Regions from separate parts of the Mus musculus genome. Here region 1 is linked to region 2. Evidence: chromatin contacts called from ENCODE Hi-C or POLR2A ChIA-PET data. All regions are on one chromosome and are shown on one strand. The core of a region is the stretch at or near the end of the contact, and the rest is flanking DNA. Distances in the headings are between cores, read along the strand shown.

Region 1 (5,030 bases), core at 1,120-3,619, 41 kb after region 2:
GTACAAGCTCTGTCTTATGCCAAGCATATTCCTGGCTTTAGACAAAGAACTATGCCCCCTCAGTCAACAATAGTGATCGAAGGCTGAAGGATAAAGGAAGTTAAATCTCTGTAACTGGTACAACAAATCCTTGGTCAGTGTGGAGGGGGACTCCACATAATTAGAAAGAGAATGATTGATATAGGTCATTTTGAAATGCACACACCTTTTGGAATAGAGGGACTCCCAGTCAGCAATATATATGGAGGGTTAACAGAAGCATTGATTTCAAACATAAAAAGAATGTCTTTATGATGGTCCATTGTGGCTAACACCCAGAAGTTCAATTGAGCCTTTTCTTTGGAGACAATGTAATAGATGGGTGGGATATTAGAAACCTGTCTTCATCCAGACCAAGAAGGCCTAATGTCTTAATAAAACCTAAGACCAAATGGCACACTTCCCCCAGGAAGGCCACATCTACTTCAACAAAGCCATATGTCCTAATCTTTTCAAATAATGCTATTTCCTGTGAACCTATAGGAGCCATTTTCATTCAAACTACTACAGAGCACCTCCAGGACAAGTTAACTAGTACCACATTCAGAGGCACAGAGTTCTTTAGATCCATGGGACATGCCACCCAAGAGTGAATTCATTTTAAATCAGGGTTCTGGATTGGTGTTGCATACTAAAAAGTGACCATCCAGGGGGCTGGAGAGATGGCTCAATGGTTAAGAACACTGGCTGCTCTTCCAAAGGTCCTGAGTTCAATTCCCAGCAACCACATGGTGGCTCACAACCATCTGTAATGGGATCCAATGCCCTCTTCTGGTGTGTCATATACATAAAATAAATAAATCTTAAAAAAAAAAAAAGGAAAGAAAAAGAAAAAATGACCCTCCAATGACAGGGTGACCTGTGGGTGATGAGAAACTGGAAAATGTCAAGGGAATAAATTGGTAATGTTTGAAAACTACATCCAACCCTGCCAGGCTCCTGAGACGTAACACTTGTGGGCCATTCCAATGAGAGGAACACATATGCAAATAGACAATGACAAACAGAGAGAATGGTGGGTGATACACAGTTGACGGAGCAGCACAGGTGCCCATGAGGAACATCAGGAGTTACAACAGTCTGATATTGTAATACTAGAATAGCCAAATATTTTTAAATATATCTAGTTTTTTTATCATTTGTATTAGACCTTACAAACTTTAATATTGTATGTATTACCTTTGTACCCCAAATAAGTTATCCAGACCTTTTATATTTTATAGAAACCTTTTAGTTTTTTATTCTGTAAACAAAACGATCTCTCTAGATAGATAGATAGATAGATAGATAGATATCTCCTTATTTATTAAAACATTTTATGTTTTAATTTTATAACATTTTTGCCAGACAGTGATGGTGCATGCCTTTAATCCCAGCACTTGGGAGGCAGAGGCAGGCAGATTTCTGAGTTTGAGGCTAGCCTAGTCTACAGAGTGAGTTCCAGGACAGCCAAGGCTACATAGAGAAATCCTGTCTCGAAAAACAAAACAAAACAAAATGTATAACATTTTTATCATTTAATACCATGAGATAACATAGTCATATAGATCAATCTCCCCTTGGATGACATGACCTGTTTGGGACAATTATACTTTAGTTATGAAGACCCAGTAGAACCTACCTTAGCAGATATTGAATGGCAGCTACTGTAATTATGTTTTGATTTTTTTTTTTTTTTGGTCTAGCAGTCTAAAATATTAGCTTTTTTGTTAGGTTTGTATATTATATAAAAATCATATCAAAATTAAGACACCATTAAAATGATAAAATCAACATCTTTTCAGCTCCAGGATGCTGAGCCCAGAGGGTTGTTGTCAGAGAGAGAACAGAGGGAAGGAACAGGGTGGTTGTCAGAGAGGGAACAGAGGGACCTGCCAGCTCAGCTTCAGCTTCTACTTTTTTAATTTATCTCTTAGACTGTTCTGTTCTCCTCCCTGTCACAGAGCCAGGGGACCTCTGTGACCTAGGAGAGGTGTTTAAAGGACAAACTGAGAAAAAACACGCTTCCATCTGAAATGGGAGGCCAAATCCAGTACTCCAGACTCAGCGCTTTGGCTTAAACAGCACAGGACAATTTGGCCACAGCAGCTCTTTTGTTTATGAGTTGGGGCTCATTAGCTCTGATAGCATCTAAGAGAGGAATTTAGGAATTAGTTTAGAAGTCTGAGCTAGCAAAACCTGATGTGCAGAAATACTTTAGAGGAGGAGGGGTGGAAGTGGGGGAGACCTAAGAGGATATTTCGGAGCTTCTATCATTATGAAGTTGTCAGTGCCTGGCCACCCCTAACAGACACTTTCACCCCCCTCTGCTGTGCCACTGCCTGAGTGAATACAGCTTGGCTCCCTTTCTCTTGTGAGGGTATCACTTTGCTCTGAGGGGCGGAGACTGGTCAGCTGGCTGCCCCAGCCTTTAAAGACCACACATTTGCCAGCACTGAGGTCTTCTGGAGCCAGCACAGCCATGAGCCAGCACTGCTTGTCTCTGTTTGGCCACTACTACAACACTCAACTGTGTTCTTTCTCTTAGTCCATCTGTTTGTAAGGGACCTGCTGTAGTAGAGGTATTTGGCTCAGATAAATAGATAAGAGCCATTTTTGGCAATTTTGAAATAAAAAACCATTTCTCATGCTCTGAAGCAAAAGTAATTTTAAACTTGATGCCAAGTTTTCAAGATCTTTTTATCCCTATTTTCTGTTCTTTATTTTTATCTTTTATCTTCTGTTTGGAGGAGACTGACCAGATCTATACAGGGTGTTAAATTACAATTTATTCAACTTTATGCTATGGTAAATAATCTGTAATCAAATTCCAGTGCAAACTCATCCATTGGAAATCCACTGGCCTTTGTAGGAGGAAGTTTGTCCTTAGACATTTACCTATATGTCCCCATATATTTAAATTTATAGAACCATTTTAGGAAACCAAGGGCAGATTTTTTTTAAATAAAATAGATTTATTTTTTTAAATAAGGAACTTTTGAGGCTGGTTGGTTGGTTGGTGATTTTGTTTGTTTGTTTTTAGAGTCAGGGTTTCTGAGAGCCTCCAGAACTCATTCTGTAGACCAGGCTAGCCTTGAACTTGGAGATCTTCCTGCCTCTGCACCTCTGCCTCGAGTGCTAGGATTAAAGGTGTGTGCCACCAGACCTGCCTTATCCTGGCTTTGTCAGGACTTTAGCAATACATTACGAGAACTAAAATGGAAAACGATGCAAGCAGCTAAAGGAAAGCAAGTGTCCACCCTGCAGTGTGCCCTCTTGCCTTCAGGTGGTCCCTGTGGTGTGACTGTGCAATGCTGTGTTTGTCTGTAGAGGATGGCTGCACTTTCTCTTTCTACCATACTTGGTTGTCCTTGTTCAGGCAGTAGTTTGACCTGGACCAGCAGGTCATTCTTCAGTGACAACATCATGGGGGGGGGGGGTGCCAGGGATGAGGACGATAGAGAAGACAAAAGCTGGGGTCAGAAGGTCTTACAGCAGCTGTGACTTACATCCAGCATGTCCTCTCTCTATGTACATCATGTTCTCAGGGAAAGCCTTGGATCAGCCCAGTCCTCAACACTTCACTCCCTTAGTTTCCTGGCTTTCCATTCCCTCCTACTTGGAGGTGCAGATTTAACAGTTAGAGGCAGACATTAGTATATAAGCCTGGCCCTTGGTATGTTTCCTAACCCAATCCATTTTCCTGAAACTTACTTTCTTATAGTTGAACAAAATCCATTTTGTATATGTCTAAAATTGTCATTGTTCATTCATCTTTTGATGACCATCAGGCTGGTTGTATTTCTTCACTATTGTAAGTACAGCAGCCACAATGTGGAAGTGCACATATCTCTATTGTAGGATTAGAGCCCTTTGTGTGTATGCCCAGGAGCAGCTGGGTTGTATGGTAATTTTCTTTTAGTCTTTCCAGTGATTGCATAAGCTCCCATTCCTACTAATAGTATCTAAGGTTCCTCTTTCCTCACATTCTCTCCAGCATTTGTTGTCATTTGATTTCTTGATGGTCTTTCTGACAAGGCTGAAATATTATCTCAAAGTAGTTTCAATTTATATTTCTCTCGTGGCTAGAAATACTGAGCAGTTTTTTGTTTGGTTTTGTTTTATAGGGGTTTTCTAATTTCATTTTGTTTCACGTCTACAGGAAATTGGACCTAAGACGTCATGTGTGCTAGAGAAGTGTTCTAACTTAATCCCCAACCCCTAACCCAGTTGCATTTGTTCTTTTGAAAACTGTTCAGATCATTGGCTTGTTTTTTGATTGGTTGGTTTGTTTCTTAGGTTTAATGTCCGACCTCCTTTATATGTTCTAACTATTAACCCCGTGTTTGAGGTATAAATGGACATTTTCTTCTTATTCATTGGGTTGTCTGTTTATTCTGTTTCTTTTTCTGTTCAGAAACTTTTTAATTTCATGTAGTCTCATTTGTCAGTTCGTGAGGCTGTTCCCTGTGCTATGGAAATCCTATTCCCATGCCTTCGGTTACTGTGTGAATGATGATTCCGCCGTGACACCATTAATCTTCACAGCGACACAGCAGTCTTCCTTTGAATTCTAGCAAGGGTCGAGGTGGCTTTTGCTTTCTTCACTGTGACTCAGGAATGTGAGAGGGAAACCGTCTCAGAAGTATCAGAACCACAGCTCTGCCCCAGACAAAGAGCCTGACACATTTAGTACTGCCAGGTCTGAGACACTTCAGAGATCCCCTGGGCCTGAGTCAGTTCCCTGACTCCATTAAAAGCTATATTGGAGAAGGGGGGTCCTAATGTCAGTCACCGGCATCAGATACTGCTTTTGGGGGGCTAGTAGAAGTTCATATTGCCTTCAGTGAGCACCATCTTCCCTCATGGCTCGCTTGTTACTGAGGACTGGTTTAGAGGCTCATTTTCACTTTGCAGTAAGGTGGTTATTTTGGTCTATTTAATTTATACTTCTGAGGTACTTTCCATGTTAAGTCTCCATTGAGTTACCTACAGGAAAGAATAAGAAGTAA
Region 2 (5,223 bases), core at 258-2,757:
CCAACTACAAGATATCCTCATTTATTGGAGCCTGCATAATAAGATAATCAATTACAACAGAACTTTTAAAAAGTGATTTGACAAGAAACAGGAAAGTGAAGTTACACTTCCTAAGATAAATAAGAGAAATTTCCTGTTTGTCTCTTGCTGAAGAAAGCAGAATGGGACCTTACCAATCATAGTTCTCCAGGTACAGAAGCCAGAGTGAGTCCTGGCCCTGCAGAAGCAGGCGCTGCAGTTATCTTTTAAAGCAACAGACCTGGGACTTTCAGAAGGAGCTAGGAGATAGATGAAGGGAAACAGGTTGCTTACAAGGGGCTGGTGACAGGATTTGTTGCTGTAATTTAACCGTCATAACATTCTTGTTTTCGGTAAGCTCTCAGCATCACATCTGTACATTATTTACACCTGACTTGGCAAGCCAAGCTTTTGGGCACAATTTACCTAAAGACTGGCCCAGTTGCTTTTGCTGACCTCATAGCTCCCACCTCCAGAGCTTTCCTTATGACCTTTGACTATGTGGCCTGTGGAGAAAGAGTGACTCGTCCCTGATTTCCTCGATGCTCGAAGGCAAAACAGGAAGCCACATTAACTGTTTAGTTAGGAACCGGGGAAGAAGAGAAGTTGTGTTCCCTAGCTGTTCCAACAAAGGTACAAACCCTAGCAACCAAAGGAAAAGACCCCACTTGATAACAAACATAGATGTTTTTCTTTTCTTCTCCCAAGTCTAAATACCAGTATGTGGAGAGTAGCATCGGTTGTCAACTTTAAGTTCAAGGACCCTTCTGTTGAGCTTAGCTCTTGTTCTTAGCCCAATTGCATGTGAAGCATAGTTAATAGCATGATAAACTCAAGTTCGGGAGATTTAAGTGAGAAACCTCGTTCATGAGTTCCCCTGCAAAGAGCTTGTCATAAAGAGGGCTTAGTCAACGTTAGAAGAGCTATTAAAACTGAGTATTAAAAGTCATCTTTTCTCTGGGCCTCTTATTGGAGTTTCTCTGTGTGGGCATGTTCCTTAAGAAGGAAGTGGGTGGACAAGAGCGCACTGGGTACAATTTGTGTATTTGCAAGAGCAAGCAGAGGCTTTCACTGAGGGAGAACATATGTTTCTGGGGCTCCATCTGTACAAAAAGCTCGGCGTCCTGAAGTACTACGGATAAAAAAAAAAACCTTTAAAATACGTCTATTTCATACATGTTTCATTATCTGTGAACGTTTGGAACAGTGTAACTGACCCTAACTAACTAGATGTGCTACTCACAGCAGAAGTTCCCAGCTGCACCTGTCCTAAGGGCAGCTCCTCCCACAATCCTTCGCGAGCCGAGAATACGTGGGGGCCTCAGAGGACGTGCTCGCCCCGGGCGGAGTGCGCCTGCTTTGCAGGAGCCACGCCCCTGTCCCCTAAGGGCCTGGGTCCTACGGGGCGGGGCGGGGCGGGGCGGGGCGGGGCGGGGCGGGGTTTGCTGCCGGTCCCCACGCCTCTGCGGCTTTGCGGGCAGGTCCTGGCAGTCCCTCCTGGTCACTCCGCCGACGCGATGGCCGTCCCCGGCTCACTGGCCGAGTGTGGCTACATCCGGACTGTGCTGGGCCAGCAGATCCTGGGTCACCTGGACAGCTCCAGCCTGGCCTTGCCCTCCGAGGCCAGACTGAGGCTGGCCGGCAGCAGCGGCCGCGGCGACCCGGCGGCCCGGAGCCAGCGGATCCAGGAGCAGGTGCAGCAGACCCTGGCCCGCCGGGGCCGGAGCTCTGCGGTCAGCGGTGAGTCGAACCCCACCCGCCGTGCTAGTCGTAGGTCTCCCCGGTGCGAACCGGTGTCCGCCCGCCCACCTGTTGCTCACCTTACCTTTTCCGGCTCGTGGTTGGTCGCTTTGGACACGCTTCCTCCCTAACCTTTGGTTCTGGTCTACCTTATTCGTTTGTTAATTACACAATTGTCTGTATTAAAGAATTCGATCGGTTTCACCCTTCGCCGCTCGCTCCGGGTTCTCTCCCTGAGATTCTAAAAAACACTTTGAAATTTTATGCAGACTTTGGTATGCAAGATTGATCTTCTGGAATAAGGCGCTTTGGGCTTTTATTGAGATGTTTTAGAGTTTACGACTCTCTATAAATATTTTTAGAAAGAAACCTTCAAAGCCCTGCGGTTCCTCCATCCTCTAAATTGAGGTTACCTCGTCCAAGTGCTCCACTCCGTATCTGCGACTAAACAAATTGAGCAAGTCGGCTTTGGGTCTGGGAGCAACCTGAACACCCTGCGGAGGATAAGGAGGAAGGAGACTTTGGCCAGGCTGAAGGTAGCCCCGCCTGCCCACCTCACACCCACACACCAGAACCAACAGATGCGTGGGTGCAGAACCGCCCTCATTAAAAAAAAAAAAATCAACCCCCCACCACACAGACTAGTTGACAGAAGTGTGGTTGATCAGAAAGATCAGAAGCTCTGGTAAATGTGATTACCATTAAGAATAATAATGCTTCCGTGCCAGCATGTGGATTTCAAATAGCAGAGTCTGGGAGGCTGTCCGCTTTTCAGTTTGTCTAAAGGTTAGGGCAGTTGATGTTTGCATACTTGAAAAGTAAAGAGGTGTTTAATGATTGCAAGCTCATGTAAGTGAGTGCCTGTAACGTCCCTAATTAGGCTATGTGGTTCGCACTTTATATTATCTTCTTAAAATGAACTGTGTATTTTTTTCCTTTCTCTTTCCATATGTGTAGATATAGATACGATTTTTAAGATGCAGCCTCAAACTTCCCGTCTCCGTCTCCCATGTGCTGAGATTACAGACATGGGCTGGGTTTACTGTGGATCCAAGCTTAGAGACAAGGAAACTGAGCAAATAAAACAGTCAAGATTCCAGACAGAAAGTGGCATAGGTGGTATATAAAAGCCAAAATGTGGAGTTTTAAGTCGATCATGAGTTAACATATTAAGTGTTTGATTACTAACACAAAATGAAATTACTTGGGAACTAAACTTCCCTGTAACGACTCCTTTTCCTCTAAGTAAAACTAAGGAAGTTCTAAGAGGATGGAAAGGTTTACACAGGAAAGAACTGCTTTAGTTCCTGGTGAGAAGAAAAAGCAAACCTTAGGGTTAGGAATGTGGCAAAGGACTCCAGGATGACTGAGGGCAGTGTCTGGCTAGTCCTGCCATTGCATCCTGCAGTGTGAAAAGCCTCATGCCCAGTGCTAACGTGGAACTGAAGAGCCTTCTTCCTTATCTTGTAAGGGTGGCCAGCCAGAAGAACAAGCAGGCATCAACTAGTAAACAAATGGTGGGAGTGGGGGTGGGGGTGGGGGTCCAGTGTAGGAGGAAGGAACAGGGAGCTTTGCTAAGCACTTTGCTATCATATGGCAGCTGGTCATCTCCAATTTCATGCATTTCCATTCTGTTATGTCCTTAAATGGAATTGGAAAGGTAGATGAGCTAGATACTATAAGGTGATCATTTTAGGGGTGGAGTGGGGGGAGGCATATATCTATCAACAGCTGTAGGATGATGGTCCAAGTCCTAGAAAATTGGTGTCTCCTCTCTACGGAATAATACAGGAGCTGTTTGGTGAATTCAACCACTGCCACTGAACGTGTTCTTCTCCAAGGGGCATCATTCTGGTGCTGAATTAAACACACATTTGGTGTGCTTTGTAACAAGAAGTTTAAACCCAAGGAAATGCAGTCATGAATCAAAAGCCCTAAGTACCCAGAGAACAGCAAGGGTGCCACAGAGCTTTCAAATGCAAAGTTCTCCCAGCCAAAGAGAATTTTGAAAATCTGTTTGGAGGAACTGTGATATTAGCTCACCAGTCCCACCCCCACACTCTGAAACTAGGAGCTTTAAATCTCAGAAGTTTATTAGGCTTGTGCAGGGAGCATAGCTGGAGATGCATGCGTTACTGTAGAAGTGTGCACGGATATTTCATAGTGCCGAGTTGACATGAGAGAACAAAGACTCAGCCTTGGTGCTTCTGTTCCGTTGAGTGGTTTTTTCCAACTAAGGGATAAAGCCCTGAGCTATTTTTGATTACCACAGAGCTCTTTGGCAGGCTGCAGAGAAGTGCAGCTTAGGCGGGGGTAAGGCATCAGACCCCTACTCTGAAGGAGGTCAGCTACAGGGACCGGGCTTCCCTGTACCCTGGAGCAGCAGCAGGAGGTGACTCCCACCTGTTTAACTGAAGTACTTTGGAAGTGTTTGGGACTTAGAGTGGCTGGATTGCTTTATATTTTCCTTATATCCGTGTCCTGTCTGTAGTGTGGAAACACAGCACTGAAACAGTGCTGATCTGGAAAGAGTGACCCTGATGTTACTGCCCTTAGCCCCAGTACCCTGGAGAATTCTGGATTGTTGACATACCAGAAAGGATGAGGCAGCAGACAGTCTGCCGAAAGGTTTGTGGTTAATGCCTTGTAAGGCTTTTTCACCCTCCGTGGCTTTCTTACGGTGTATGGTTTCCCTGGAAATCACTCACTGACTTTTGGTATCATTTTAAACTGGTGAATATTTTAAAGTCAGTTTTATCTCTTAGGTTCAACGGTGTGTGTGTGGCTGCATTATAAAATATGTATATGTTTTACCAAATTTTAAAATCTATAAAAGTCAGAATGAAACATTTAAAAGTGGCAAAGAAAGCTAGCAAAGCTAGCAAAAAATGACTATAGTGTAAAACAGTTTTACTTACTACCTTGTCTTTCTCTCTCTCTCCAGTGCCCAAATAGGAAGAAATTGTAGTATGTAATGCTTATAACGCACAGTGAACTATATTCCAATTCATTTTACAAGGTCTTTGAAGAGCTACCATAAAAACTTTAGCCATGCTTGTTACTTACACGACTTCCTGAAGAAGCAACTATCAGTACTGGAGATTAGAGTGGATTCTGGAGAGAGGACTACACATTTATCCTGGGCTTCAAATGGTGCAGTTAGAAAAGCCAAGTGTAGTGGCTCATGCTCATAATCCCAGCACTGAGGTGGCTGGGGCAGGAGAATGGCTGTGAGTTTAGGACAAGCCTAGTCTATAGCATAAAACCCTGTTCGTAACACAAAGCCAGCTAACAGGTGCTGCTGCAAAGAGAAATTGTTTCATAATTGTCATTTATAGTTGCCAACAATAGACTTGCCCTTTCAGAGAAGTAAAATAAAAGCTTTTAATGATTTTTAACTAGACTAGAAATTCAATTTTAATGTAAAACCAATGCTAAGCTAACAAGATAAAATAGCATAAAGCT

The links. Hi-C counts contacts between places; a loop is a spot of excess contacts on that map. ChIA-PET counts read pairs that join two places held with the same protein, here RNA polymerase II (POLR2A).
Region 1: a map of heart shows a loop between it and region 2 (4-fold over the local background). The contact joins the enhancer-like site here to the promoter of Pkp2 in region 2. A Hi-C loop is called at or near these places in 5 of 37 maps with a recorded cell type or tissue (all heart). POLR2A ChIA-PET finds 5 or more read pairs at or near these places in 1 of 5 experiments (Patski).

Annotation. Positions count from the first base shown.
Region 1 is chr16:16,251,487-16,256,516 of GRCm38, forward strand. The region is part of intron 6 of Pkp2 (plakophilin 2); the gene reads left to right. Among named protein-coding and RNA genes, the nearest start is that of Pkp2, 41 kb to the left of the region's middle. Within about 2 kb of position 2,370, at least 1 of the 3 ENCODE cell types and tissues checked has a DNase peak (open chromatin) inside an H3K27ac peak, as active enhancers do; it is heart, where a contact is called at or near this core.
Region 2 is chr16:16,211,838-16,217,060 of GRCm38, forward strand. It overlaps Pkp2 (plakophilin 2), which reads left to right and starts at 1,508. Exons shown (of 13, transcript NM_026163.2): 1 at 1,508-1,758. The coding sequence starts at 1,536.